Regions from separate parts of the Homo sapiens genome. Here region 1 is linked to region 2. Evidence: chromatin loops called from intact Hi-C (ENCODE). Cell type or tissue: PC-9. All regions are shown on one strand. Links, peaks and the distances in the headings refer to the core of each region. The heading gives the core; the rest is flanking DNA. Region 1 overlaps RMDN2 (regulator of microtubule dynamics 2). Region 2 holds the start of SRSF7 (serine and arginine rich splicing factor 7).

Region 1 (16,234 bases), core at 5,142-13,141, 760 kb before region 2:
AGTAGGAAATGAGATCAAAGAGGTAACGAGATCGTGGGCAAATTGCGCAGGGACTTGTAGACTTCTGTTAGGACTGGAGCTTTTTCTGAGTGAAAGCACGTGCCACTGCAGAGTTTCAAGCATAAGAGGGGCATGATTTGACTTGCATTTTAAAAGGAATGCTCTGGCTATTATACTTAACTTTCAAAGGAGTTGATGATTATTTCTGCGATTTTAGGTATATTACAGCTAATACTGACACAGAAGAACAGAGTTTTCCAGTCCCTAAGGCATTTAACACACGTGTAGAGGAATTAAATTTAGATGTCCTTCTTCAGAAGGTAGATCATTTACGTATGAGTGAGTCTGGCAAGTCGGAGAGTTTTGAACTACTTCGTGACCACAAAGAAAAGGTAAGAGACATAACAATAGCACTTCGTATAGTTCCATTTTTTAATTTAATCTGCCATCTGTTTCAGTTATAACTATAATAATTGTGTCATGGTTCCCACATTTTGATGATTGATGTAAAATTTCTCTATAAAATGACTAAAATTTTTTAAAATTTATTTTTTATTTAAGATGCATAAAATTTTAAAAAAGTAAATGTAAAAGTTTATTAGACTCTAAGGTCATAAAAATGAGAACCAGAGCTATAATTACGCAGATTTACTTTTATTTGATTTTTTTTTTTTACTAATTTATATATTTAACAAATATTTTGAGACAGATATGGGTATTCAAAGCTATTTCTACCAATGGTCATTTGTTGATTTTGCAGTGTTTAGTGTTGGGTCTGAATAAGAAAAGCCTGTCCAGAGCTCTTACCACCACCACTAAAAAAAATAAAATAAAATAAAATAAAATTAAAAATTAAAAGTTTGCAGTGTCCCATGGAGAAATAAATCTCTATTTGTCTGAGGATTTAGCAACTCTAAACACATTGTCTAAAACTTGATAGCTCTCCAGGATTATATTTAGGTAATTTGAGTAAAAAAAGTGACTGCTCTTTTGAGTATATGCATTTTCAATTTACAGATATTAACTGAGATGCTCATTATATTGATAATAGATAACTTGGAAAGGAAAAGAAGAAAAGGATGCCACAGCTCAGGAAGAATTTCTAGATTTTGGTGCCTATCAAATCTCTTCTCTGCATAGATGGAGCTAGTGTCTGGATAATATTAATTGGTTTTAAGATCCAAATGTAACACTACATTAGGTCATATTTCTTAGCCATGAGTATTTGGATTAAAAATGTTTCACACGAAATATGCATATACATAGATTCAATAATCTATAAATACCAGTTTACCTGCCTAAGTTTTTAAAAAGTTGCAGTAGAAAACAAGAATAGAATAGACAAGTTACCAAGTTAATTTAACAGGCAACTCCATCTTTTCTTTTCAGTTTAGAGATGAAATAGAGTTTATGTGGCGATTTGCTCGTGCTTATGGAGACATGTATGAACTATCTACAAACACACAAGAAAAGAAACATTATGCTAATATTGGTAAGCATTTTGTAAAGATTATTCTCAAGTAGCAATTAAGATCTATAGTAAATCATGCAGCCGTAAAAAAGGATGAGTTCATGTCCTTTGCAGGGACATGGATGAAGCTGGAAACCATCATTCTCAGCAAACTAACACAAGAACAGAAAACCAAACACTGCATGTTCTCACTCATAAGTGGGAGTTGAACAATGAGAATACATGGACACAGGGAGGGGAACATCACACAACAGGGCCTGTCTTGGGGTGGGAGGCTAGGGGAGGGATAGCATTAGGAGAAATACCTAATGTAGATGTCGGGTTGATGGGTGCAGAAAACCACCGTGGCACGTGTATACCTATGACCTGCATGTTTTGCACATGTATGCAAGAACTTAAAGTGTAATAAAAAAAAAGATCTATAGTAAATCACTAGTGAATGTTAACTAAAGCTAAATTATCTTAGCTAAAACCAGTATGTTTAATCTATTTTAATATATTATGGTACAAAAAAATGTACACTCTCAGAACAGAAAGGCATTTTAGGGCTAAAGTATATGTTCTTCAGAAATATTTGAATATATTAGAATAGGTAACTGAAAAAAACTTAAATTTCATCTTTTAACTTTATAAAACTTAGACAAGAAATGTAGTGGCAGTGTTTGAGAAACAATAACAGGCAGAGGACAAGTGTCTTCAGCAGTTGTCAACCACAGTTAAAGTAACACATCTTACTTCCTGTAATGTAGAACTCTAGGGACTACGAAGAATAAACTCGCAGACTTTAATGTTTTTTCCAAATGTATCTTGATGAAACAAGATTAACCTTGTTAAAAACTCTGTTTGATAATTGTCTAAGCTGAATGATGATTACATGTTGGTTCATTATTCTGACATCTATACTTTTCTACAAGTTTTTGAAATTTTTCATCACAACAAGAACAACTAAATAGATAGAATATCAAACTGTTATTTTTATACCTCACCTTGACTCTTACTGGATGTCAAAATGTGTCCTTGCAAAAGCCCCTACCTGCCATCTCTCTGAATGTCAGCATAGTACTTTGACATCAAAATCTTTTGAATTCTTCATTTATTCCGAAGGCTTCTCATTTCCAGGCTTTTCTTCTAGAAAAGATAGCAAGAGGAAGACACAGCAAGAAAGATTTCTTCCCAGTCTAGTTCTCTGTAATTTTTATTTCCAAGTAGAAAGTTTTACCAAACTCCTTGTAATTATATTTTTCCACTTGGAGATTCATTTGCTGAATGACCTCTGTGCTTTCGTTTCCCCCAGTGGGAGGAGGATGAGAGGGCTTCCCCCTCTTGTTTGCATATTCATCATCAGCTTTGTGGAGTTTTTCTGTAGCATTCCAGTTTGCAGACCATATACAAAACAGAATTCTAGAGAAGAGATGTATTAATTTCAACATAAATAAAAACTTAACCAAGGAGAACAAGGGGATTTATTTTCATATCTACTGAGAAAATCCAAGTATATCTATGTAAAGTGTTCCAACATTCATCAATATTAAATACATTTTTTTCTTTTTTTTTTTAAATTTTTTTAGTATTTATTGATCATTCTTGGGTGTTTCTCGGAGAGGGGGATTTGGCAGGGTCACAGGACAATAGTGGAGGGAAGGTCAGCAGATAAACATGTGAACAAAGGTCTCTGGTTTTCCTAGGCAGAGGGCCCTGCCGCCTTCTGCAGTGTTTGTGTCCCTGGGTACTTCAGATTAGGGAGTGGTGATGACTCTGAACGAGCATGCTGCCTTCAAGCATCTGTTTAACAAAGCACATCTTGCACCGCCCTTAATCCATTTAACCCTTAGTGGACACAGCATATGTTTCAGAGAGCACAGGGTTGGGGGTAAGGTTATAGATTAACAGCATCCCAAGGCAGAAGAATTTTTTAGTACAGAACAAAATGGAGTCTCCTATGTCTACTTCTTTCTACACACAGTAACAATCTGATCTCTCTTTCTTTTCCCCACATTTCCCCCTTTTCTATTCGACAAAACCGCCATCGTCATCATGGCCCGTTCTCAACGAGCTGTTGGGTACACCTCCCAGACGGGGTGGTGGCCGGGCAGAGGGGCTCCTCACTTCCCAGACGGGTCGGCCGGGCAGAGGCGCCCCCACCTCCCAGACGGGGCGGCTGGCTGGGCGGGGGCTGCCCCCACCTCCCGGACGGGGCGGCTGCCGGGCGGAGACGCGCCTCACTTCCCGGATGGGGCGGCTGCCAGGCGGAGGGGCTCCTCAGTTCCCAGATGGGGCGGCTGCTGGGCGGAGGGGCTCCTCACTTCTCAGACCGGGCGGCCGCTCAGAGACCTCCTCACCTCCCAGACGGGGTGCCAGTGGGGCAGAGACACTCCTCAATTCCCAGACGGGGTCGCGGCCGGGTAGAGGCGCTCTTCACATCTCAGATGGGGCGGCGGGGCAGAGGCGCTCCCCACATCCCAGACGATGGGTGGCCGGGCAGAGACGCTCCTCACTTCCTAGATGGGATGATGGCCGGGAAGAGGCGCTCCTCAGTTCCCAGACTGGGCGGCCGGGCAGAGGGGCTCCTCACATCCCGGACGATGGGCGGCCAGGCAGAGACGCTCCTCACTTCCTAGATGGGGTGGCGGCCGGGCAGAGGCTGCAATCTCGACACTTTGGGAGGCCAAGGCAGGCGGCTGGGAGGTGGAGACTGTAGTGAGCCGAGATCACGCCACTGCACTCCAGCCTGGGCAACATTGAGCACTGAGTGAGTGAGACTCTGTCTGCAATCCCGACACCTCGGGAGGCCGAGGCTGGCAGATCACTCGCGATCAGGAGCTAGAGACCAGCCCGGCCAACACGGTGAAACCCCGTCTCCACCAAAAAATACGAAAACCAGTCAGGCGTGGTGATGCGTGCCTGCAATCGCAGGTACTTGGCAGGCTGAGGCAGGAGAATCAGGCAGGGAGGTTGCAGTGAGTCGAGATGGCGGCAGTACAGTCCAGCCTGGGCTCGGCATCAGAGGGAGACCGTGCAAAGGGGAGGGGGGAGAGGGAGGGGGAGGGAGAGGGAAAGGTAAATACATTTTTTTCATAAGTACCTGCCCTACCCTGGGTATTATGTACTAAGGTAGGAATAGGATAGCAAAATAGACATGTTTTCAGGCTACAGGGGAGCTTATGGCTTTGTAGGGGAGGCAGCACTAGTCAAATAATCATACATATACAAAAACGAATGGAAATAAGCTCTTATTAAAGAAGAGTACAGAGGCTGGATGTAGTGGCTCATGCCTGTAATCCCAGCACTTTGGGAGGCCAAGGCGGGCAGATAGCTTGAGCTCAGAAGCCCGAGACCAGCCTGGGCAACATAGGGAGACCTTGTCTCTACTAAAAATAACACGACTGAGGTGGGAGGATCGTTTGAGTCCAAGAGATCAAAGCCACAGTGAGCCATGATCTCACCACTGCACTGCAGAGTGGGTAACAGAGCAAGACCCTTTCTCAGATAGATAGATAGATAGATAGATAGATAGATAGATAGAGAACAGGCTGTTTGCGAGCATATGTAGCAGAAAGGAGAATATGATGGCAGAGGATGGAGGTTGATGCAGGGAAGTCTTTCTTATGGAAGTTACAGTTTGCCATAGGTAAAATCGCTCTGGATCTCTATTCTTAAATGGAATGGGAGTTTAACTGAGTTAATGTCTTAGATGGTGAAATTCGTAAAGAAATAGGTTGAAGGGAATTCAGGGGCTAAAATGAAGCATAGAATTGAAATAGGATATATCCAAAAGAGAAGAGTTTATAGTGCCAAAGAAAAAGGAGTAGAAAAAGCCTCCGATGTGTTCATTCAGATATTGAAATAAAAGTAAAAGAATTCCTTTAATTTATCCATTTAAGAAATATTTATTCAAAATTATTTTGTCAAGGAACAGTGTGAAAACGAAGGGTGGAGGGAAGGGGAGGAGGGAGAGAAGGAGAGGCATAAATAAGATGAAGGCTGCACAACACTACGGAACCTATTCTATGGAAAAGATAATAAAGGGACAGCCAATTATATTCAGTGTATAAGGAGTAAGTGCTTAGTAATGGTAATGACCAAGTATACTGGAACTGAGAGCAAGGCAGGGGCTCAGACCAGCCGTGGAAGAACGTTGGGGTTCAGCATGAGGGAGGAAGTGCAGAAGATTTCTTCTCATAATAGCATGTTTAAGGTTGTTATGCTTAGTACAGATTTGATCACTGGAGAGTACAAAATTCTTTGATAAAACTCAAAGTGAGTATATCATTATGCAGTATGTTTCTGAAGTATTATGATATGAATCTTTATTTAAAGAAACATTTTTCTAACTTTCCTAATTAAGTAATCGATATGAATGCATCATAAAGATCACAAAATACAGTTCTCTAAAGGAAATAGCTTTACTTTTATTCTGACTGCATAAGTGAGGCTATGAATCTAGTTTGTATACTACCCGGCGTCTTTTTATATTCTTGGAGTGATGGAATCACTTCTATTTCAGGCTTCTGGCAGTACGCTGAAAGTTTTATTCATTTGGTAATGTAGCTAAAAAATTGATTTAGTTTTTAATGTTTTTACATTAAAAAGCATGTTTTTAATCATTCATTTAAAATTGCTAATTTCTTTAATATTTGTTCACACTGCAGTTAATTATTATTAAAATGCTTCACTTTTTAATTGTTTCCAATTTATGTCGATTTCTACACAGAATATTTATCTTAATGGATAGAACTGTAGAATGCCACCTTAACAAATTAACAAATAGAACCGTGGTTTTAGAATAAAATATTTTTATTTATAAAGATTATCTCAACCACTTATTTAGAAAAGCATTTTGCATATCCTTGGATAGTCTCTTCAAGATAATAATAATGGATCAGGGAGAAAAGAAGTTATAAAACAAAAGGGCCCCTTTTGAGAAAGATTCTCAGAACACAGTTCTGTTTTATTTGCAGGTATTTAGATTTTCCAAGCCATAAACAAACCTCTATCCAAATTATTATTATTTTTGGTTTTTTTTTATTTGAGACAGAGTCTCGCTCTGTCCCCCAGGCTGGAGTGCAATGGCGCAATCTCAGCACGCTGCAACCTCTGCCTCCTGGGATCAAGTGATTCTCCTGCCTCAGCCTCCTGAGTAGCTGGGATTACAGGCATGCACCACCACGCCCAGCTAATTTTTGTGTTTTTAGTAGAGACAGGGTTTCGCCATGTTGGCCAGATTGGTCTCGAATTCCTGACCTCAGGTGATCCACCTGCCTCGGCCTCCCAAAGTGCTAGGATTACAGGTGTGAGCCACCAGGTCCAGCCCCAAATTAATTATTACATGGTTAAAAATTCCTCTAAAACTAAGTAAAATAATTTGGGGGAATTATTTATGTCACTGGCCCTGTTCATTATTGTGAATGATTAGGCAAGAACTTCTCAGGGAAGCCTTCCCTTACTCCTTCAGGCAGAGTTAGAGTTACCCACTCTGCTGTGCCCTCTTTTTCACCTTGGTCTTTTTTTTTTTCTTGCATGTAACTTACTTGTTTATATGCCTGCAGCATACTGAACGGTGAGCTCTTGGAGGTCAAGGACTCTGTCTTATTTTACATTTTATTCCCAGACACTCACACAGTATGGCACATAGTAGGTACTCAGTAAATGTTGTTTGAATGGAATACAGAAAATTTCTATTACGCTTTGTAAGCAGTAATTAAATGACGTTTCTTGCACTTGGTTAAGTTGCTTAGTCTAGTGGGTGTCAAACCTTAGCATACATCAGAATCATTGGAGGCTCATTAAACCACAGATTATTGGGCCCCAATCCCACAGTGTGTGATGGAGTAGATCTCCAATGTGGCTGAAAAGTTCTTAAACAAAGTTGCCATGTGATGCTGATGCTTCTGGTCTTGGGACCATACTTTGTGAACCATGAGTTAATTCAATAATCCACCTCCTACCAACTCACATGAAGGTATTAAGTGTAAGTACTTTTATCTTTCAGGAAAAACTTTAAGTGAAAGAGCTATTAATAGAGCACCCATGAATGGACATTGTCATCTGTGGTAAGTGTATAGGATTTATGCAGTCTTTTAAATTCTAACCTGCCTCTTTATAAATTAAATGGATTTTTCAAAATACTATTGACTCATACGTTTAATCTGTCAGTCACATTCACTGAAAAATATGTATAATAGCACAGTAACTGTTCTTATTCTGTTTATTCACATTTTTATTATGCAGCCTTGAAATATATTTAAGGGAAACTTTTATTGAAAAATTATTGAATGAATCTACCAAGTCTACTGGCTTTGAAGATGATACGTTATAATTAAATCTAGTTCAGTATAACATTTTGCTTGAACACAAATACTAAAATGATAGCATGTTTCTAAATGAAATGTAGAAAAGCACATCAACCATTTCTTATGCATTGATGCATCGTAATATACAAATTCCACAGATCAAGGAAAAGCCATTTATGATATTAAAAGTTCAAACAAAGAGAATTTAATTAGTTAGATTGGTATAGGTAAATATCCTTAGAGCAAAAAAAAAATCATTCTTAATTGTGTTTGGACCCTTTGTATGTTTATGTAAACATTATTTTATAAATATAAATTATAAATTATAAAACAATAAGGAATATATTGTTTTAAATTATTATTCTTCCTTTTTCTTGTAGTTGCATTTTTACATTTGTTTTCTTTTTCTCTTGGTTTCTTTTTCTCTCCAGCAATACAGGTGCCCCAGATAGTGGGAAGATACAATAATAAATGTATGACCCTTTCTTCAGCCCTAAGTTTCCAGAAATCCACCCTTCTTTGCGGTTACTTTATTTCCCATCCCTATGATGTAGGGGCACTCTTAGGCAAAATCTCTCTTAAAATGACTCCCTTTCCACAGGTCCACATTTGTCCCACAGAAGACTCATTTTTGCCCCACCAAAATCTGAAGTACAAACCATTTCCTCAAAGGAGACCTCTTTTTTCACTCTGCCACCAGCAGGGGGAGCTCCACTCACAAACTCTCACTTAAAATTCCCTGGGGAGGAATCCGGTAACATTTTATTTGTCCGAACTCAAAGGGACACATGCCAAAATATGAATAGACTTTTTGATGCTGCCCTCACATAGCTTTAGATGAGATGCAAGCCTAGCCCCTGCCCTCTGTCATGAGAGAGTGGAAGGCAGAACCCACAGCACCCTAACCCTGTAGAAATCCTCACTCCCAGTCTCTTCCTCCCTCTGGTGAATTATTTTCCTTATCTTACGTAGCCTGGAGAAGAGTGAAGGGCTAAATCTGGCAGAACCTGTGAATAATTTCTTAGTGTGTCGCGGATGGATAGTAGAGAATCTTGCTTTAGGGATTGGAGTACCTAATAGATAAAGTATTGTTTTGTACTCGGTGCCTCTGCCAAAATTCTAGGGAAAAAGGTAATTTTTCAGGTAACAATTTGGTACAGACTTAAGATCATTTCCCTAGAACAGAGGGTCTTGGCAATTATTTATGTTAGCCAGGTTTACCTAGATAATCTAATTTACATAATAACACTAGTAAATTAACATATATGTTAAAGTACTTCTGTTCCTACGTTTAGTAGTAACTGTAATGAATTTGTGGTGATCAAGCCCTACTCTCTCTCTTCATCGCGTTTGATAATGGAGGTATTTGGGAACTGGTTAGCCTAATTAGGATGCAGAAAGAACACCGAAGTCCTACTTTTAACTCTCAACTCCTCCTCCTCCTCCCCTACTCTTCCTGTCTCTTACCTCTGACTCCTCTGTTCCCTCCCCTCCTCTTCCTTCTCTTCTTTCTCTCCCTCGTCTATTGCTCTTCCTTTCCCATCCTCTGTCCTCTTCCTTCTCTCCCACATGCATCTGTACCCATGAAGAATCACATTAAAAATGTGCATTTGGTGTAAATCGTCAATTTGAGGTTATTTATCAGTGTGGGTTTCCAAATTTTCATAGAGGAGCAATGTTGAATTTGAATTTTCTCTGAGGGCTTCATTAAGTACCTTGAAATGTATCTTGTGAGCATAGATGATGCTGAACTCTGGGTTTCCCAGTCTGTCTTCCACTAATCTGGTTACATCTCCTTTGTTCATCTTCTTTTACTTTTTGTTGAGAACTAAATGCCTTGTCTTGTTTATAATCATAGCATTTAACCCCAGTATTAAATCTTATCAAAACACAGAGTAGTGATTCAATTGTGTTTCACCTAATTTCTTATTCAGTATCAGTTTTGAATTAAAAAAATAAAATTAATCAGTTGATTAAGATTTGAGAAATTTAAATGTCAATTTAATCTTAATTCTTATACTATATCCCACTGAATGCAAAAGTCCTCCTTAAATTAAATAGTAGATGTTTGAGGGGATGAAAAAAGAAATTTAAACTTTGACTTGAGAAGCAATGGGTGAAATTTAGGTGGCCTGATTTTATAATTAATTATAATAAAATGTTCAAATCTTATTCTGCTGGACTCTCTTTAATTATGTTAAAACTGAATTAAGGCTGAATTTATTAGTATGATAATAAGACATATTCTCATTCATTCAGCATGAATGACAAACTATAGCCTGCAGATGAATTTGACTGCCTGTTTTTGTAAATAAAGTTTTATTGGATCACAGCCACACACAGGCATTTTTGCACAGCAGCAGAGTAGTTGCAAAAGACTGGCCCCAAAGTCTAAAATGTTTACTATCTGGCCCTACTGCAAGAGTTTGCAGACCCATCGTTTACAGTATTATATGATGGTTTACAAACCTTCAGTTTGAAACAAAAGATGTAATCTTTAAGAATAAATTTCAAAAAGGGTTAGTATGATTTGGGAATGATTGAAAAATACAGATCATTCTAATGACTTAGTTTTATCTCTATCTTTTCTAAAATGAAATGACTTTGTAACTTTAAGGCTGTATATGCTTTCTATAAGATTCAGTTGTTTTTGTTCTACTGACAAAAAATATTTAATACTCCTGGAATCAAGAGAATGAGAATAAAGTGACCAATGGATTTGCAGTTTGTTGGCCAAATAAGCCAGACCTTAATTATAAGTAATGTCTTACATATTGGTTGTGCTCTACCCTTTGCAAATTATATCCACATGTCTTAGAACATGTGATTTACAGAGCAGCTTGTTTTCACTTTATAGATGGGGTAAGCAAGGTACTGTGTGTATGTGTGCATGCACGCATGAATGTGTGTATTGATTAGTAATCAGAGCAATACAACAAGTGGAAAAACAGAAACTAGAACCCAGTTTTGTATTCTTATATGCCTAGTCATTTTTCTGTTAACAGTATGCTGCCTCTGCTTTTTCATAGTATAAACAGCATTGGTGCTGAATGAGAAATACTGCAGGGAAATTAATGGAGTTGTTTTAGTAGTTGTTGAAACAGTATGATAGTCAATGATTAAGGATATATTCACTATCAATGCAAAGAAAAATACAGTGTTCTTGTCAAAACATATGTAGTTAGAATGACCTCTAGATGGAGGTAATATACCATGTTGTGAATTAACTTTTTTCAGAATTTCCATCAGCCTGAGTATTTGAGAAAAAAAAATAAAATTAAGTATTTTAAATGAACAGTATTAAAAAATCAGATACACACACAAACATAGGTAGAATGGATTGAAAGAAAAGAAGTAATGACCCTTTGGGAGAAAGTGACCAGGTAGCTTTGAATTTATGATACATAAAATGATAGATAATATTTTAAACTTTAAAGAAGCAGATTCCAAAAAAATATGAAAAATGTAACTCTAGGGGCAGATTATTTAAAAGGGAAAATGTACATATTTCATATTATGGTATTTATAAATCATGGGGTTTTTTTTCCCTTGACTCAGAGTAACTTGGAGAGAATATGTTGAGAGAGCAAAATAAAAGCCTAGAGATATCCATAAGTAGTTCTGATTTGCAGAAAATAGCAGAAGATAGATTCTACCACTATAGACCAGTGAACATAGCATCTATGCTTTTCATTCCAGCACGGTTAGATGGGTTGTTTTGTGCATCTCTAGATAAGTGTGTACGCTGAAAGAGAACCAAGACAGATTTTTCTAAAAAGGTGAAATGATCTGTTTTTTATTTATTTATTTATTTATTTTGCTAGTAGAGTAGGGAAATCAATCCAGTATACCTGGATTGAAGTAAAGCACTGAGGCAAGTTCACTCATAACATTTTTTGGACAAGATGTAGAAATGTGGTCAAGCTTTGAGTCAGCTAACCCATGCTGACTAAACGGTTTGAGGCTCAGTTATGCAACAGATCACTGTCAATCTGGGGGTGATTCTAGGGCCAGGTCTGTATCTTGGTCCCCAGTGTGTTCAGTAATTTTGTTGGTGGGTGAAGATATAGAAAGTATGCTTGTAAAAGTTACAGAGAACACAAAATTAGAAGTAACAGGGTATATGATGGATCACAACAGTAACTCAAAAGATTTTAACATGTTGAAAAAGATACCTAACAAGTTATGAATTAATAGAAGTAAATATGAAAGGAAGGATGGAGAGAAAGATGTCAAAAATGACTAAGGATAATAGGGAAATATGATAGAAATTTGAATAAAATATAGATTTTAGTTAATAGTGTATTAATATTGGTTCATTGTGACAATTTTGTATCAATATTGTATATCAATATTGGTACAGTTTTGACAAATGTACTGTAGTAATGTAAGATGTTAACAATAGGGAAAACTAGGTGTGGCATGTAAGGGAATTGTCTGTACTATGAGAATTTTTTTGTAAATTCAAAGCTGTTCTAAAAGTATATTTAAATAGAAAGTGGCCTAAAGTTTTAAGTCCAAATAATTTGGAAAATGATAATGCCCATGACAAAAATAGAGAGTTTGGGGAGGTAGTCATATTGAATTTGGAAGGATTAGAATTGTTCCCCAAACTGGAACTCGTTGAGAGGAAACATTGAACAGAATGGCAGAGGCCATTTCAAAATAACATGGTGAGTAGATAATTTGAATAGGCCTACTTCTATTGAAAAAATGGAATAAATAATTTATAATTTTCCAAAACAGAAAGCATCAGGACCAGACGGGGTCATTGGTAAATTCTACCAAATACTTAAGGAGAAAATTATACCAATTACATAAGATAGAAGTAGAGGGTACACTTCCTAACTCATTGTTTGAGTGTAGCATTACCCTAATACCAACATCAGACACTGGAAGGAAACTGTAGTAGGCCATTATCTCTCATGAATATAGAAGCAAAAATCTTCAATAAAATATTAGCAGATTGAATCTGACAATGTGTAAAAAGAATTATATAACCAAGTGAGATTTATTCCTGGTCTGCAAGACCAGTTCAACATTTGAAAATCAATTACTATAATCCACCACATTAACACACCAAAGCAGAAAAAAATTACATGATTATTTTAACAGACACAGAAAAAGCATTTGACAAAATCTAACACTCATTGATAGTGCAAAGAAAGAAACTCTCAGCAAACTAGCAAACTCTCAGCAAACTTTATCAAGTTGAGGAAAATTTTATCAATTTTCCTCAACTTGATAAAGAACATTTACAGGAAACATACAGCTAACATTATACTTAATGGTGAGAAACTTGCTTTCCCACCATTGAGAAACTAAGATCAGGAGCAAGGTAAGGATGTTCCCTCTTACCACTGCTTTTTAACATTATACTGAAAGTTCTAGCTAATGCCATATAACAAGAAAAGAAAATAAAAGGTATGCAGATTGGGAGGGAAGAAATAAAATTGTTTGCAAAGACAATGATATGATTGTCTTTGTAAAAAATCTAAAAAAAAAATCTCTTGGGATTAAGCAATTATAGCAAGGTTGCTAGATACAAGGTTAAGGTACAAAAGTCAATCAGTTTCCTCTATACCAGCAATGAAGAAGTGGAGTTTGAAATTAAAAACATAACACTATTTACATTAGCACCAAAAATATTGAAATACATAGATGAAAATGAACAAAGTATGTACAAGATCTCTATGAGAAACGCTTAACAAATATTCAACAGGCGAATGAATAAAACTATGGTATATCCATTCAATGAAAAATTACTCAGGGCTAAACAGAAATGAGCTATCAAGGCCATGAAAAGATGTGGAGGAACCTTAAATACATATTACTAAGTAAAAGAAGGCAATCTGAAAAGGCAATATACTATATGGTTCCAACTATATGACATTCTGGGAAAGACCAAACTATGGAGACAGTAAAAGGATCAGTGGTTGCCAGGGGTTGCGGGGAGGGAGGGATGAATAAGCAGAACACAGAGGATTTTTATAGGAAGTAAAACTTTTATGTAACACATTACAACAGTATACACATGTCATTATACATTTGTCAAAACCCATAGAATATTAAACACCAAGTACAAACCATATTGTAAACTACGGACTTTGGATGTTACTGATGTGTCAGTGTAGTTTCATCAGTTTTAACAAATGTACCACTGTGAAGTGGGATGTTAATAGTGGGGGAAGTTGGCCAGGCACAGTGGCTCTTGCCTGTAATCCCAGCGCTTTGGGAGGTCGAGGTGGGCAGATCACCTGAGGTCAGGAGTTCGAGACCAGTCTGGCCAACATGGTGAAATCCCATCTCTACTAAAAATACAAAAATTAGCCAGGCATGGTGGCACATGCCTGTAGTCCCAGCTACTCAGGAAGCTGAAGCATGAGAATTGCTTGAACCTGGGAGGCAGAGGTTGCAGTGAGCCAAGATTGCACCACTGCACTCCAGACTGGGCGATAGAGCATGTCTTCATCTCTAAATAAATAAATAATAGTGGGGGCTATAATGTAGGGGCTAGGATAGGAGATATATGGGAATCCTCCATACTTTCTGCTCAGTTTTGCTGAGAACCTAAAAGTGCTCCAAAACATAGTTTATTAATTTTTTAAATAAAAGAACATAGGCCTGAGGCAACAATAAGTTTTTATAAAGCAGTTTGAGAGTCATTTTCTGTTAATCTGCTTTTCTTGAATTTGAAATCTCTGGAAAGATTTATTGTGGATCTAGAGAGGTACATGAAATTCAGTCTGATTTTAGAACTCGTGAGTAGTAGTGTATCCTAATCTAGTTAAGTTCTGAGGTTGTTTTTAGTACGTTGATATGGTCCTCCTCCTTGCTTTTACTATAGCAGATTCTGTTGATTATACAGAAACTGAAAACAGAGATCAAAAAGGTCATAACTGAAAAGTGGCCATTTTATTGGTTGTCCATATGTGGTATGAATTAAGTTATCGTTTGTGTCTAGGAATGGTCTTACTGTTCCAAATTAAAATTATTCACTGTTTTTTTGTACTTGGAAGTTATGGATATTCATAGAAATGGCTGAGATAAATAACATCCAAAGTTACATTTTTCATCTTAGTTACTATGACAATGCAAGTAAAAATTAACACCTACTCGAAATATTTAAGTAAATGGATATTTTACCTTAGACAAAAACACTCTGAAATACTTCAAAGATTTTTGTACAGGTAGAAACACTCTGAATGTGAAAAGCAACATATCTTCAATTTTTCCAGTAAATAAGCAAATTGCTGAACAAATATTGCATGCAACTTAAAGTCAAATAACTATTTGTATAAATTTTTGTATTCTCAGTGGAAACAAATAAATGACCCATGGGATGCACTATTCTAGCAATGAAGTGTTTCCAGGAAGGGTTGAAGGAGAAGGGGAAATTTTTTGAAAAAGCATACTCTAAAATTACCTTTGATTTTGTTTTAATCGTGGTATTTATTTGCATATTTATTGGTATTAAAGGAGCTCATGAAATTGTAAGTTTTTTAAAGGAGGGAATGAATTTTTTAAGTTGACTTTAACAGTATTTTTAATGTTATAAATCTGTTGACAATATTTTTTCTAATTTAATGCTTAATGTGATTAGACTTTTTCTGAGAGTTTCTTCATGACTTTAATATTGATGATGATGATAGCGGCAGGTAACATTTATTGAAAGTCCTTATGTCCTGGTCACTGTTCTAATCACACTACCTGTTTTGGCTTATTTTACCCTCACAGTATACATGTAAATATTGTTAGTATCCCCAGTTATAGATGAGAAAACTGGCCTCATGTTAATGTCAAGTATTTATTATTGTTAGGGCCCTTATATTTATATGAATACTCCTGTTAAATATGAATGAATGCTTTAGAGTTTCTTTTAATGTTATGTTTTGGTGGCATTTTGTTAAAAATTTACACAGTGGCCACTGTTTTTGTCTGTTTTTGTCCTTTTCAGGTATGCAGTTTTGTGTGGCTATGTATCTGAGTTTGAGGGTTTACAAAACAAAATCAACTATGGGCACCTCTTCAAGGTATTTCTTTTTTTTTTTTCATATTTCTTTTCAGATCCAGACATATGGAAGGGTATTTATTAATAATAAAAATGTTTTAATGTAGCCATATGTTCCATCAATGGGTATAAACCAGATTATTCAACAGATTAAGCTCTGGGAATTTGCTTTTTTGTTTAAATGTTAGAAAATGAAATTATACTCTTTAAATAGTACTGTGACAAAAAGAATTAAATTATTTGGGTGATTAAAGATTATTATTAGTTGGCCGGGCACAGAGGCTCACGCCTGTAATCCCAGCACTTTGGGAGGCCAAGGTGGGTGGATCACGAGGTCAGGAGATTGAGACCATCCTGGCGAACACTGTGAAGCCCCATCTCTACTAAAAATACACACACACAAAAATTAGTGGTGGCGGGCGCCTATAGTCCCAGCTACTCAGGAGGCTGAGGCAGGAGAAT
Region 2 (16,234 bases), core at 237-8,236:
CATGTGACAGCATGTCAGCATAATTGGGTGATTTTATGATAAAATCGCTGAAGGCCCCAGCAAGAAGTAAAATTTTAGAAGGTGCTGGACGCGGTGGCTCACGCCTGTAATCCCAGCAGTTTGGGAGGCCAAGGCGGGTGGATCACTAGGTCAGGAGTTCAAGACCAGCCTGGCCAAGATGGTGAAATCCCGTCTCTACTAAAAACACAAAAATTAGCCAGGCATGGTGGCAGGTGCCTGTAATCCCAGCTACTCAGGAGGCTGAGGCAGATAACTGCTTGAACCTGCGAAGCGGAGGTTGCAGTGAGCCTAGATTGCACCACTGCACTCCAGCCTGGGTTACAGAGCAAGACTGTCTCAAAAATAAAAAATTGTACAAGGTGAGATGTCATATTAAAATAATTACACAAACACTGCTGTGAAGACTAAGATGTCATGCTGTGGAGGTGGAACTGGAGAGTTTACGAAAAGTAGAACATGGAAAAAAATGCAGGACTACCAGCACAGGGCAGGAAGGAAGCTCAGCATGTGTCCTGGTCCCCGGCCAGTTCCCATTTTCACTCTTAACCATTTTAAGCAATTGGATCACCAGTTTTCAAGAGGCTGTTTGGACAGGAGTGCAATCCTTTCCCAATCAAGGCATTTCCTGCTTAACTCAGTTACGCAGATCATCATTAAAGTCTCGTGCTTTGGGCAGCACTTCCAGCTACAGTCAGGCAAGGACGTCAGCAAATCCTCTCCTTATTATAGTTCGAGCAATTAAAATGCTGAAAAAATTGGACGAAACATTTTTTTTGTTGTTTATAGAGATGGGGGGTCTTACTATGTTGCCCAGGTTGGTCTTGAATTCCTGCCCTCAAGCAATCCCCCCTCCAGCCTCAGCCTCCTAAGTACCTGCAACTATAAGCACGCACCACTACTCCCAGCTCAAAACAATTTTGGTGTTCTGGAAACAGACATAAAACCTTCCAGTCTGAGATATGTTGTCTGAAAAACTACTGAGCTTTGAGTAGGAATAGTGGGAGTCTGTAGTGTTCTTGCCTGGGGCTGTTCGTATCCCCCTCACTCCTCCAACTCAGTAATTGTGAAGGTTCTGCTGAGGCAAAACAGAACATGAGGACAAGCAAGCAGCTGTGGTTGAAAGAGGGTTTACTCCATTTGGAGGTGTGAGTGGCAGCCATACCCAAACCATCATCAATGGAAGTAACAATCCCAGTGCTGTGCAGGCAGGGAGGGCTTATGGCTCTACTGGCCTGAGGTTGCAGTCGTGGCTGCAAGCAGATTTTTGGCTGATCGGAGGCTGGGTACATGTGCAACAGAGATGAAGGGCTCAACAAAAAGTAAAACTTAAGATAGACTTGAAAGCAGCCTGAATATTAAAATTACTCACCTACCTACACAAAGATCCATCAGCAGAGGACAGAAGTCTGACTGGTTGAGGTGTCAGCACAAACTCTCCAGAAAGTGGCTGCCCCCTAAGCTGTGCAGACACAAGGCAACCCCCTAGAATTTTAAAATAAGCATAAGAAGCTGGGCATAGGGGTTCATGCCTGTAGTCCCAGCTACTCAGGAGGCTGAGACAGGAGGCTTGTTTGAGCCCAGGAGTTCAAGACTATAGTATACTATGATCCCACCTGTGAATAGCCAACTGCACTGCAGCCTGGACAACACAGGGAGACTGTCTTTTAAAAGATAAACACAAGAATGTTGAAAACAAAAACAAAAACAAAAAAACTGGAGATTATAAAAAGGAATCAAGTAGGCTGGGGCCAATGGCTCACGCCTGTAATCCCAGCACTCTGGGAGCCCGAGGCAGGCAGATCACCTGAGGCCAGAAGTTTGAGACCAGCCTGGCCAACATGGCAAAACCCAATCTGTACTAAAAATGCAAAAATTAGCTAGGTGTGGTGGTGCACACCTGTAATCCCAGCCACTTGGGAGGCTGAGCCAGGAGAATTGCTTGAACCTGGGAGGCGGAGGTTGCAGTAAGCTGAGATCATGCCACTGCACTCCATCCTGGGTGACAGAGTGAGACACTACCTCAAAAAAAAAAAAAAGGGAATCAAGTAGAAGTTTGTTGAAAACAGTATAATGATGCATAAGAAGTTAACTAGAGAGGCCAGGCACAATGGCTCACACCTGTAATCCCAGCACTTTGGGAGGCTGAGGTGGGCGGATCACTTGAGGACAGTAATTCAAGACCAGCCTGGTCAACCTGGTGAAACCCCATCTCTACTAATACTACAAAAATTAGCCAGGCATCACCATGTGCCTGTGCCTGTAATACTGGGAGGCTGAGGCACGAGAATCACTTGAACCCGGGAGGCAGAGGTTGCAGTGAGCCAACATCACGCCACTGCACTCCAGCCTGGGCAACACAGTGAAACTGTCTCAAAAAAAAACAAAACAAAACAAAAAAAAAGTTAACTAGAGAGAGTCAGAAGTAGATTTGAGACAGCAGAAGAAAGAGTAAGTGAACTTGAAGGTAGATTAATAGGAATTATTCAACCTGAAAAACAGAAAAGAGATTGAAGAAAACTGAACAGAACCTCAGAGACCTGTGAGAAAACAAGCACATGAGCGTATGAGTAATGGGAGTCCAAAGAGAGGGACAAAAAAAAATAATGGCAAAAAACTTCCAAATTTGATGAAAACCAATTATCTATAAATCTAAGAAGCTCAACAAACTTCAAGAATAGAGATTCCCATCTAGATACACCAAACTGTTGATACATTTAAACTGCTGAATGTCAAAAGCAAACAAAATTTGAAAGCAGCAGGAGAAAAATGACTCCTCGCTACAGGGGACCACCAGCACCAGTACAATTAACAGCTGACTTCTCATCTGGAACAATGGAGCCCAGAATGCCGTGGAATGACATGGTCAAAGTGCTTCAAAACCAGAGATTCAATTATCACCCAGAACTATCCTTCAAAAGCAAAGGTGAAATAAAGACTAGGGAATTCATTGCTAGCAAGCCTGCCTTATGAGAAATACTAGAGGAAGTCCTCCATACTGAAATTACACCAGAATCCATGGAAAGAAATAAAGAAGATCAGAAATAGTAAATATATGGATTAATAAGACATTGTATTTTTTCATTTATTCTCTTAAAAGACATAAGATTAGCCGGGCATGGTGGCTCACGCCTGTAATCCCAGCACTTTGGGAGGCTGAGGCAGGTGGATCACAAGGTCAAAAGATCAAGACCATCCTGGCCAACATGGTGAAACCCTGTCTCTACTAAAATTACAAAAATTAGCTGGGCATGGTGGCACGTGCCTGTAGTCCCAGCTACTCAGGAGGCTGAGGCAGGAGGACTGCTTGAACCCAGGAGGCAGAGGTTGCAGTGAACCAATATCATGCCACTGCACTCCAGCCTGGCAACAGAGTGAGACTCCGTCTCAAAAAAAAAAAAAAAAAAAAGACGTTAAGATTACACAAAGCAATACTTGTAACACAGTAGTATCAAGTTTAGAATACATAAATATAGCATAAAAGAGGGAAGAGTAAAAGGAAACAGCATTGGAGTGTAATTTCTATATTTTACCAGAGTATTAATCAGAACTAGATTGTGGTAAGATTCAACCACTAACTAAAAAATAGTTTTAAAAAATCAAGAGGAATTAAGTAACACACTTAATTTTTTATACTAAAAAAAATATTTAGGCCAGACATGGTGGCTCATGCCTATAATCCCACCACTTTGGGAGGTCGAGGCGGGTGGATCACCTGAGCTCAGGGGTTTGAAACCAGCCTGGCCAACGTGGTGAAACCCCATCTCTACTAAAAATACAAAATTAGCCGGGCGTGGTGGCTCACACCTGTAATCCCAGCACTTTGGGAGGCTGAGGTGGGTGGATCACCTGAGGTCGGGAATTTGAGACCAGCCTGATCAACATGGAGAAACCCCGTCTCTACTAAAAATACAAAATTAGCCAGGGGTGGTGACACATGCCTATAATCCTAACTACTCAAGAGGCTGAGGCAGGAAAATAGCTTGAACCCGGGAGGTGGAAGTTGCGGTGAGCGAAATCGCGCCACTGCACTCCAGGCTGAGCAACAAGAGCAAAACTCTGTCTCAAAAAAAAAAAAAAAAAATTCTGAATAGAATGTTAACTTTTTTTTAAAGATGATTATTTCTTTGAGCACAGCGACCTCTACTGGTACTAATATAAATTAAAATGCAGTTTCTGTTTTTTTCAGTTTCCTTTCCAGCATGGGATCATTTGGAGACAGAGAAACCTAGAGGACAATAGCAGAATCCTTTGATTCACATGTGAGTGCTGCTACTTCCTTATTATAGTAGAATAAACCAGGCCAATCTTCCAATAACTAACACCACTTCCAGAGCAGTGGTTTTCAATTCTGGTTGCGTATTAGAAGAACCAGGGGAGAAGCGAGGCACTGTGGCTCACACCTGTAATCCTAGCACTTACGGAGGCCAAGGCCGGTGGAATGCTTAAGCCCAGGAGTTTGAGACCCACCTAAGCAACATGGTGAAACCCCATCTTTAAGAAAAAAATACAAAAATTAGCTGGGTGTGGTGACATGTGCCTGTAGTCCCAGCTACTCAGGAGGCAGAGGCAGGAGGATCACCTGAGCCCAGGAAGTCAAGGCAGCGATCATGCCACTGCACTCCAGCCTGGGTGACAGATGCTGTCTCAGAAATCACCAGGTGAAATTTTTACATTAATACCCAGGCTTCACCCTCAGTGATTCTTTCATTTGAATGTCTTTAAGCACCCTGGGTGATTTTAGTCTGCAACTAGCAATCAGAACCACTACCCTAGAGTAAAAGCTTTCCCTAGTATGGTCTCATTCATCCATTTTACGGTAAGTCCGTAAATGCGTTTGGCTAGAATTTGCCCCCGAGCTTCACAAAGCACTTCAAGGAAAGAGTCCTGGATAAGTCAGGCTTCCCAGACCAAAAGTCTATCTTGGTAAGGCCCTGGCAACTCTACAAATAATCTTGGTACCCAAGATCTCCAGAGATAAAATTGTTTTGAAAGTTGTAAAGTTGAAGACACATATCTAAACCAGGGGCTGGCAAATATTGTCTGTAAAATGAAAAGGAGAGTAGATTTTACAGGCTTTGTTGGACTTTGTCACAACCACTCAACTCCACTACTGTTAGCACAAAAACAGTGACAGCCCATAAGCAAACAAGTCATAGCTGTTTCCATAAAACTTTATAAACACTACAATTTAAATTTCACACAACTTACATATGTCATAAAATGTTACAATTTTTATTCTTTTTCAACCACTTCAAAATGTAAAACAGCCGGGAATGGTGGCTCATGCCTGGAATCCCAGCACTTTGGGAGGCCAAAATGGGAGGATCACTTAAGCCCAGGAGTCCAAGAACAGCCTGGGCAACAAGGCGAGATCTCTACTAAAAATTAAAAAAAAAAATAGCCGACTGTGGTGGTGCAAGTCTGTAGTCCCAGCAACTCGGGAGACTGAGGTGGCAGAATCACTTGAGCCCAGGAGTTCAGAGGCTGCAGTAAGCTGATTGTACCATGGCACTCCAGCCTGTGTGACAGAGAACCTGCCTCAAAAAAAATATGCTGAGGCCAGGCGCGGTGGCTCACGCCTGTAATCCCAGCACTTTGGGAGGCCGAGGCAGACAGATCACCAAAGGTCAGGGTTCAAGGCCAGCCTGCCCAGCATGGCAAAACCCTGTCTCTACTAAAAGTACAAATTAGCAGGGCGTGGTGGCGGGCACCTGTAATCCAAGCTACTTGGGAGGCTGAGGCAGGAGAATCACTTGAACCCAGGAAGCAGAGGTTGCAGTGAGCCAAGATCACGCCACTGCACTCCAGCCTGGGCAACAGAGCGAGACTCCGTCTTAAAAAAAATCTATGCTGAAACACCATTTTTCAACTTGAGATTGGTAAAAATCAAGTTTGATAGCCCATCAGGTAGGAACTGATACAAAGAAACAGGTACTCCTATACACTGCCATGAAGGCAAACCAACAGTACCCAGCAAAAATTATAATGCACATACCCTTTGACTCAGCAATTTCCGAGGATGATCTAGGTAAGCATGTTCACCTATCAATGATGTACTGTACTGTACATCACCTGTCAATGACGTACAGTACAGTACATTCACTGCAACACTAATTTTTTTTTTTTGAGACAGAGTCTTTCTGTCGCCCAGGCTGGAGTACAGTGGCGCAATCTCAGCTCACTGCAACCTCTATTCAATCAGGTTCAAGTGATTCTCCCGCCTCAGACTCCCAAGTAGCTGGGGGATTACAGGCGCGAGCCACCGCACCAAGCAAAAAAATTTTAAAAATTAAAAATAAAAACTGACTGATTACTCATCAGTGCTAGGCTAGTTTAGAAGGAATGAGTCTGGAGCAGCACTTCCAATCAGTGACAATCAATTTGGCAATCCCAATCACAGAAAACAAGTGGGGGGATGCACCAAAGCTTATTTTGAAATGCATCTATCAGTAACGGGTGCCAAGTTGCACATGACCTAAGAGGTATTGGCCCAAACAGCCCTTTTCCCCACAAGGCTGGAATTTGTTTAAAACCATTTTTGCCCCTACCCCTCCTCCACACCTTTTTATCCTTTCTATACTCATTTCTAGGACGCTACTAGCTGCCCATCCTAAAGCTACAGGATTAATGCCTCCTACTTTTGGCTGAGAGCTCCCACTTCCAAAAATTAAGTATCAGGATTATTTGTTCAATCTCTGCAGATTTATTGTTGAGTAAACTTATCTTTAAATAATACAGAACAATTAAAGCTAACCAAGTGCAACAGATAAATAAGCCTGCCAGTTATACACATAACTTTATACCAACCATAATTCAGCCAGTCAAAATTCCAAAAACAATCCAAATAACTTCCAACATACTAGCGGTCAAACTACCGAATAAACTTGATGCAGACCAGTATTCCCAAGTTGCAATAGTATCCAATGACTTTGCTGAAATGCATAAAATGGACAAGCCTAGGTATCTGCGCAACCAGCAGGTTTTTTTTTTTTTGTACCAAGGCTAGAGAATGCCTGGTAAAAGCTTGACCAGAAAACTCTCAAAAGTAACTGTTACTGCCCTACTATTCTTAAGATACTTAAAATTTGAATAAAGAACCTACTGGCTATGTAACATTCTAAGGTCTACCAGATGCTACCAAAAAATATTAGCTACATGGAGTGTTGCTAAATATAGCTGAGATTTACAAAACCACTTTAGTCTCATTGACATTTCTGATTGACATCTTTAATTACTTTGCACCAGCCTGGCAAAATAGAAGAATGTTGTGGTTGGGAACTGCAAAACCTAGCTTGAAGATTAACAACAGGTCTTTGCTCAGAATAAGACAATCCATTTGAATAGATGAAGAGTATCTGGGCTGGAAAATTTTGCAAAGCTGGTTTACATGAAGGTGTTTTGTCCCAATTTCAGACAATTCCTCAAACATGCATTTTTTGGTATAAAACTGGTTAACTAATGTAGAAAGCAAAGAAACAAGACCATTGAGAGTAGAACTCCCCATATCTTGGGGAGTCCTAATTAACACTATGCCACCTAGTAGCCTGAAAGCTGCAATTAGTATAAAGATCATCCAGAAATGTTTCTATTTCTCATACATTTAATCAGTTTCGTTTAGTTCCTGTCATGCTCATTTAGACACATCAGTGGTCCTACTTGCTTCACCACTGATCATACAATACCTACTAACACCAACTTCAAACGGATTAGCTAACTTAAGGATCTGTCATGATGCATTCAGGCTGTATCATAAGGGACTCAGGTCATCTTACCCAGAGCTACAAGGGTAAGATGGAATTTTCAAAGTCCCTTAAGATCCTGGCCAAGTTTTATGCATAGAATAGTGATGTTCAAGACTTAACCAACACCTTTCAATTCTGAATGTAGGTATGTATGAATAAGGTTAACAATTATAATGTCTGACTCTCAAATATATCAAATTAAGAAGTGTTAATATTGAACACAAATCAAAAATCTAGTTAGAAACATTTTATTTAAATGTGCCAAATAAAAACCCACATTTTCAGACCATATGATGTTAATACATTCAACAAAATTTATATTATCTTACTGCTGTGAATTTACATAGTAATCCAGATCCATTTTGATTAGATGGTTGAATTATCTTTCCTAGGTTACACTTTACAGACATCACAAATCCCTTATAATAATGTAAACAAAATAACTTTTCCCTAAAGGGTGAACTTGAGAGCTTCAGTCCATTCTTTCAGGACTTGCACTTCTGCGAGGACTTCCTGATGGGGAACGACTAAAAAGAAAAACATTAGGTTTGGATCCAATTAGTGTCAATTGAAACTCTCATGTACATGTACTAACTTTCAATAACTTCAAAGGTGGCCTAAGGTACTAATTTCCTATAGCAAAGACCTAAAAATGACATGAAACTTACATATATTCATCTTTTGTCCCTGGCTTAAGATTAGGCTACCCTGGCCAGGCACGGTGGCTCACGCCTGTAACCCCAGCACTTTGGGAGAGGCCGAGGCAGGTGATCACCTAAGATCAGGAGTTTAAGACCAACCTCGCCAACATGGTGAAACTCCGTCTCTACTAGAAATACAAAAAATTAGCCAGGCTTGGCGGTGGGTGCCTGTAATCCCAACTGCTCAAGAGGCTGAGACAGGATAATTGCTTGAACCCGGGAATCGGAGGCTGCAGTGAGCCAAGATTGAGCCACTGCACTCCAAGCCTGGGGACAGAGCGAAAACTCCATCCCAGAAAAAAAAAAAAATTAGGCTATCCTCCTTGTCAAAATTGCAAGGTCAACCTGCAGTTAAATATGACAACTATTTGAAGTCTTCTGGTCATTAAGAAGCACTAGATAAATATGACAACTATTTGAAGTTTTCTGGTCATAAAGAAGCACTAGGCAGGTAACTATTTCCAAGACTTTTCTCCACACTTTGTATCTATTGTACATGTGGGGAAAAGGCATCTATCTTACCAAAATTTCTACCAAGTACTCACAGGACCAATCACATCTTAATAATCACCCTAACATTTTATGACTAAGTATTTCCAGCAAAAGTATAAACTAATGTTACTGAATCAAAAAAAAAAAGTATTTCAGAAACTTAGCATAGTATTTTAATCTATATAGCACCAATTCTCCAAAGAGCTCAAAGACTGCAAAGCAGTAAGCAAACAAATTCTGCAGAGGCCACACTTGACAGGCAAGATTTGGCAACAAAACATTTAGCTTACCTTCTTTTTGGAGATGGAGATCTGGACTTTGATCGGCTGTCAAAACATGAGAAATTCTATTAAAGAAAGAGTACTAACCAATCCCTTTCTTGTAGTCACCAATACCGTAAAACCCCCAAATGTCCTAAGCTTAAAATGTCAGACTGCACTTAAACTGAAAAACATCCTACCAGTTGTTGCTAACAAAAGCCAATCTTTCAACAACTGTTTTTCAAAAAATGACTCAATTACTACATCATGATTAATCTTTTACATTCTGCTTTAAGCACATCGATTTCAGGATGCTTCTCCATGCACCTATCAGTTCTAACAAGGGCCTCTTTAATATAATCCCCCAAGTCATAAGCTTCTTTCTCACTATAGTTTTACATTCCCTTGTTCAGGGAAAGTCAGCCAGTAATAAATAGGACATACACAAATAAGGTACTGTGTTCCCACTAAAACCTAAGTTTAGAGTTAACACTTAAAATTTCAACAATTAAAAACACTTTGAACTCTTTGGATATTGGTGCCATATAACTAGAAAAGCATAATCAAATTTTTACCCTACCTGCTTCTTGGTCGTGAAATAGACCTGGATCTTGATCTTGACCTCGACGGGGATCTTAATAAAAAAAGTGAAAAACACAATTATATCAATCAGTCCAAAGGAATTTCCTTAACTACTCAACACTGTATTAGGTTGGTCAGGCATAAAGAAGCTAAAACTAAACAAGATGCAACACTTGCCTTATTCTGTCTAACACACTGTCAAACAAAGTGTTACCAGACATAAGGAACCCCCATTTCAATTACTTGTTTCTATCACTCAATTGGTTAGTTTCTGTACAGGTATAACATTCTCAAACACTGTGTAATATCCAAGGGAAATACATGGTTTTCATTTGATGAGACTGGTATGAAGGAAGCAAAACTAACCTCACTTAAGGCACAGATCCCTCAGCTGGGCACTGTGGTACACAATGGCAGTCCCAGCTACTCAGGAGGCTAAGGCAGGATGAAAATAACCAGACCCCTGAACTGAGACTAATTCAGGTGATAAGGCCAGACGAAAAGAAAGCCGCCCCCCATTTGTAAGGCTTTATTCCTGGATCAAGTTATGTTTGAGAGCCATCAATCTGTCAGACAAACCAAATCAGACTGACATATCTATCTTTTAAATTTATCTAAAGAGATGGTTCATAGCTTTCTCAAATAGACCACAAGATTCAGAATTCCTGCATTTAAAGGTTTTGTGCTATTAAACAGCAATTTAACTCCCAGTAGCATTCCGTACCACGGTTTTATCGTTGGTACAGATAACAATATTGTTAATTACATGTTGCAATACTTATTTTACAATTTTTTCCATTCTATCTCCTTTTAAGGCCTTCTACAAATAGTAAAGCTCTGGTTCTTTAGTTTTTTCAGGTCTGAAACGGTCTAAAAAAAAAAATCCACATTCATTTCTGTGTACACACTACTGCCCTAGTCAACTTTCCAGTGTCTCAAATCAACCCCATCATTCCAAAAATGAGAAATGTTTCTACTTGCTTCTGATCTCTTTTCCTGGTGCTAATAGGCCTTTTTGTCGGGAAAATCAATTACCATCTTTCAGAGCTAGTATCATCCAATCTGAAGCCAGAAAAGTTTATAGCAACATGCCTACCCAGAGTGTTGAGTAGAACTGTATTGCTTGGGACCCTTGTCTACCACACGGCCTAACAAGCCTTAAAATCTCTAGTAGCCCTTTTCTTCATCTGTAAAACTAGGTTAATATTTATGTTACAAGTTACACATAAATTCCAAACTTTTACATCTCAAATATTCCCTGAAGCAATCCATTTGAATTATGTCCTTAAGACACTCTACTGATAAGATGTGAACAATCCAAACACAAGTAAGGAAAAAAAGTGTTACATACTGGAAATACCTCGATCCTTTTATAGAACCAGACCTAGATCTTCTGAGTGAAGCTGATCTTGATCTACGAAGAGAGATAGATCTTGATCGTCGAGGAGATGCTGACCTTGACCTAAAATAAAGAACTTTAAGTCCATCTCCACAGTTTTTTTTTTTTTTGGCCTGTTAAGACTTCAACTGGGGAACGGTGCAGTGGCTCATGCCCATAATCCCAGCACTGCGGGAGGATCGTTTGAGCCCAGGAGCTTGAGACCAGCCTGGGAAACAGTGCAAGACCATTTCTACAAAAATAAAAATTAGCTGGGTATGGTGGCAGTGCCTACAGTCCCAGCTACTCGGGAGGCTGAGGTAGGAGAACTGCTTAAACCCAAGAGATCATCAAGGCAGCAGTGAGTCGTGGTTATGCCCCTGTACTCCAGCCCGGGTGACAGAGCAAGACCCTGTCTCCAAAAAAAATAATGAGCTTTTTCTGTGTTGGACTACCAGTGAATTTAATAATAATACAGAAAGACTTCAGTTAAACAAGATCTCACCTTCGTCCCCTGCTCCTGCTGCGTGAGCGAGAGTATCGCCTTCCTCTGGATCGAGAATGTGATCTAGACCGTGACCTATTTTTCAAGTTAGAGAAAAAACAAAATGTCAGACAATAACTCGTTTTTAAGAGTTTGTGTGCCTCTGCTGAAATCAAATCTCAAAACTATTTAAATTTAGTGTCTCATTTGGAAATAAACTCTGGGCCTATTAGTTGTTGAGTATTTTTTTTTTTACTACCTAAAAAAAGATTTGTTAAAAGCTGAATTACAACTTAGCATTACATAATATAAAACACTGTAATGTGTATTTAAAATAAACCTTGCAAGTTTGCAGGTCGACCCTCTTTGGCCCATGGTCTAGTAGATCTAGACGATCTAGAAGTATCTATAGCCGATCGCTGCATCTAGATGTTTTCTTCAATCTAACGACGATCAAACTGACAGCCAAATGAGCCAGGTGAGGCTTGATTGACGCAAGAAGATTTTTCTAGTTGGGAATGTGGTCAATCTGGTGTTCCTCTTTCTAAACCGGAGGGGGGCCCCAATTGTAAGCCAAATTTACTGTTACGGCGATCACCGTCTCAAATTTTCTGCCCTTTAAAGAATAAGGTGAAGCTAGGTGTAGATGACTCGAGGGGATCTGGCCTCTTATGCTGATCACCTCAAGGTCTAGGAGGATCTTAATTGTCGGATTTGCAAGGCGCCTCAGCATGATATCATAAGGCTCGTGACATTCTGAATCAAGGCGACTGACTCAAACGAAGAAACCTGAAAGGTTTTGACCAGGTTGATTATTAATATAGTAACATTTTTTTAATTAAACAAAAATTGTAAAATACACCTGTACAATTAACATTCAAGTTTATAGAAAAACACTAGTTTCTGCCTTGCTAATAAAAGAATTACTTGATTAACTAGAATACCAACCATTCCTTTATTAAAATAAATACCTGCTTCTTCTTCGCCGGCTGTAACGATGACAATCATAAGCATAATGTCCCTTTTCGCCACACTCATAGCATCTATCATTTGGATCAAAGGGACGTCGGGCAGGTGGTCTATCAAAACGTGATCTCCGAGGCATGCCTGTCGATAGTTCAACCCTCACTCGGGAGCCACAAATCACCCTAATAAAAGCAAATTAACAAAATTCTAAAGTTAAAAATATATTCAGGACTTATAGATTTAAAAAGAACTCTTTCCAACCACTCACTCTTTCCAACCACTCCTTCCCCCCCAACAAACTTTGGCGGTCTTTACCAAGCCCTAACTCCATCTCCGCTATCTTCTTTAACCTTCGTGTGCCTTTAGCATTTAACACTATGACCAGCTATTTAAGGTCTCTTCCAGACTTCAGAATCCAAATTTAGCACTAAGTTCATTATCTAGCCACAGTATATTTTAATGAACAGAAGATTCATAACATCTTACTTACTTTCCATCCAGTCCTCGTACTGCATCTTCTGCATCTCTAGGATCTTCGAATTCCACAAAGGCAAATCCTGGAGGATTTCTCGCAATCCATACAGTTCTTAAAGGACCATAATAACTGAAAGCCCTTTCTAACTCTCCTTTGCCAGCGCCAGTTCCCAGGTTACCAACATACACCTTGGTTTCTGTTTAAAAACGCAAATAGAAGAATGCACGTTACGCAAAATCTGGCCCAAGTTTCAATTACTTATTTGCCTTAAAACGGGCCATCCTCAAGATTGGGTAAAGCACATTTAATGCCCTCTATCCAAGACAAAACTTAGTCGTAAAACTGGTGAAAGTCCGCAAATCCCTGAGAAACTAGACTTTTGACAAAATTCTTAACGTTCTAAATAATGCGGGGTGACCCTCCCGAACACAAGCAGAAACGCGTGGTAGGATACACCGAGGCGTGGGGCGGAACCTGGCCCGGCCCCACCCATGAGTCCCGGCAGCCCCGGGCGCACCGGGAGCGCGCGGGCCCGCAGCGGCAGCGGCGTCGGCGGCGGGAGGGCCTCGGTAGGGGCCGGGCCAGGAGAGCAGGGCTGCGCCGGCTCTCGTCCTCCGCGGCAAACGTCCCAGGCACAGGCTCGCCCAAGACTCCAGCTCCCCGCCCCAGAGCCATAAACCGCGCTGGAAATAACTAAAAAAAACCCAGCCGCCAGTCGCAGATTACGTCCCCATTCCCATTCCGCAATTTAACCGATTGTTTGACGAGAACATGCAGCTCACAGCTGCCAATTTCGTTCTATCTCAAACACAACCACGATCTTACAGCTGCGGCCAGATCTGTCCGCTGAAGTGGCGGGAAAGCGCTGAGGAAATGCGCCACCACGGTCCTCAATGTGCGCAAAATGGCAGCCGCCGCCGAGGGCGGGGGGGGAGGGGGGCCGGCGGGCAGCTCCGAGAAAGGCAACGCGAAAACCGTCATCTCAACCCTGCTTTAGGCTGGATTGGGCCACAAAAATGCCCAAGAGTACGGAACTCGGCAGAGATGTACACCCGCCATCCCGTCTCCCTTCAGCACCCCGCCTCCGCTGCCTCCGGCTTCGTCTGGCGTGCTCCTAAGCCGCCATTACGCACGCGGAATAACCGTCTCCCAACCTCCGCGACAACCCTACGGCCTCGCAGTGCTCACTACACCCACACCAACGTCCCTCACCGGACTCCAGCTTCTTACCTCCTCCGTACCGCCCGTAACGCGACATGATGACAGACCCGCGTGCTCGGCTCTTTAGCAAGCAGCGCCCAGGGCTCGAGTGACGCAAAAGCTGACACACACCTTCACCCGCCAAGAGTCCCGGCGGCACTACGAGGAAGAGCCCGGGTTCGCGTTTATATATGCGGCCGCTGCGCTTTGCGCATGCGTCATCTCGTTGTTCTGCGCGGCACAAAGGAGCTGGGCGGAAACAGCCAAGAAACGACGCGGAAGGAACTGAAGAGACTAACACGCGGGTCATGGGCGGAGGGATACGTTTCTATGGGAACGCCACGATCTCTCCAGTAAACCTGAGGCCTTCCCCATGCTGTCCCGCCCCCTCCTCTCCCCGTTTTCTACACCCTCCTTGTCTTCTTTCCCGTCTCCCTACCCTCTGCCTCCTTTCGTTTTTCCCCAGGCTAGGGACCCTCAGCCTTAACAATCTTAGTACGGATGCATTAGACCGGCCTATGAAAGGCTGTACAATTTAACCGCTGATGTTGCAGCCGTCGCGCCCTTCTGCTGGGGGACCTGGCCTAGTCAGCTACTCTGATCTTTGGGGCTCATCAGAGGTAATCGAAGGTTTGGCCATGGTGAAAAGTCCATGAACCCCGCCATTCTGAGTAGTGGTTTTTACACCATAGACCTTGACGCACCCTGGGACTGGTGGTAAAGCCTCCTGTCCTACACGCCCCCTCCAACTTCTTTTGAACCAGTCACCAGTTTGCACCACCACGGTCTGAGTTCTTGGAGTCTGAAAGACAAAGGAATAGAGCTGTGGGGTCCCGCTCCCCCCTCCCCCCTTTATATTGAAATTGTGACAAAACCCTGAATGTTTAAAGCATTTTGGCCAGTGACAATTTGGAAATTATTTGCATCTGAAGCTCAAAGTAACTGATTTGCTTTTCCTAATGCTTTCTGCTTTGTAACACGTGTGATCCACCAATACTCCGATCCTGAGGACTGGGACTCCTAAGTCATCTTTGTGTATCTCCACTCAGTGGAAATAGCAGCCTTGCTGCTCAGCCACTCAACAGTACCAAATAAATGCAAAACTTCTTTACATTAGAATTGCTCTAGACACCAACTACAAATAGAGAAAAAGTTCTTTTTTGCTAGAAACATAGACATTACATCGTAAATTCTTGGAATACACAAAAGTTGGAAATGTACATAAAAAAAGACATTTAGGTATTTGCATTTTTATCTTTTTCGTCTTTTGCAACTTCATTTGGTGAGTATAGGTGTGGAATGGAGAGTACAGGGAAAGCAGGCCTAGTTGGTGAATAAAGCATGGATTCTTTCCAGGTCATGCTATGATTTTATGCATATTTTTTACGTTGATTAAGTTATGGAGAGAATTAATCTCTCTCAGGAAGATCTCTAAGAAGAAAATAGAAGCTCTGTAGAGTATATGTGTTCTCCCTTAGTCTTGGTGATTTTTTTCTTAACAAGGTTCTTCTCAAAAGAAACAATAATTATAAAGATCTATAGGTTCTTCTCAAAAGAATTAAACAATAATTATAAAGACTATATAGGGGCCAGGCGCAGTGGCTCACGCCTGTAATGCCAGCACTTTGGGAGGCCGAGGCGGGCGGATTGCCTGAGCTCAGGAGTTTGAGACCAGCCTGGGCAACACAGTAAAACCCTGTCCCTACTAAAATACAAAAAATTAGCCTGGCGTGGTGGCGTGTGCCTGTAGTCCCAGCTACTCCGGAGGCTGAGGCAGGAGAACTGCTTGAACCCAGGAGGCGGAGGTTGCAGTGAGCTGAGATCGTGCCACTGCACTCCAGCCTGGGCGACAGAGCAAGACTCCATCTCAAAAAAAAAGATTATATGGTATCTGAAAGATAAAATATAAATTCTGTAAAGCCTCACTAAGTTG

What was found. Hi-C counts contacts between places; a loop is a spot of excess contacts. Peaks named below come from ENCODE experiments on the same cell type or tissue, not always from the same donor. Only the 100,000 strongest peaks of a DNase experiment are listed, where the experiment ranks them.
Region 1: a loop joins it to region 2, with 9 times the contacts of the local background. A loop is called at or near these places in 2 of 110 quality-filtered maps.

The regions. Positions count from the first base shown.
Region 1 is chr2:37,973,823-37,990,056 of GRCh38, forward strand. It overlaps RMDN2 (regulator of microtubule dynamics 2), which reads left to right. Exons shown (of 11, transcript NM_001170791.3): 3 at 218-392; 4 at 1,390-1,492; 5 at 7,461-7,521; 6 at 15,719-15,794. All of the region lies in intron 2 of RMDN2-AS1 (RMDN2 antisense RNA 1), which reads right to left. Among named protein-coding and RNA genes, the nearest start is that of RMDN2-AS1, 54 kb to the right of the region's middle. RefSeq lists a silencer at 6,549-6,912. In PC-9, for the core only: CTCF peaks have their summits at 8,485 (motif pointing right), 8,684, 10,960 (motif pointing right) and 11,160; DNase peaks (open chromatin) are centred at 8,479, 10,989 and 11,699.
Region 2 is chr2:38,736,898-38,753,131 of GRCh38, forward strand. It overlaps SRSF7 (serine and arginine rich splicing factor 7), which reads right to left and starts at 14,464. Exons shown (of 8, transcript NM_001031684.3): 1 at 14,332-14,464; 2 at 13,117-13,297; 3 at 12,632-12,808; 4 at 11,682-11,756; 5 at 11,150-11,260; 6 at 9,797-9,850; 7 at 9,247-9,282; 8 at 6,702-8,290. The coding sequence starts at 14,359. The coding sequence ends at 8,236. RefSeq lists silencers at 3,941-4,113, 13,549-13,738, 13,949-14,048 and an enhancer at 14,909-14,968. In PC-9, for the core only: a CTCF peak has its summit at 4,177 (motif pointing left); a DNase peak (open chromatin) is centred at 4,234; H3K27ac peaks cover 2,535 bases.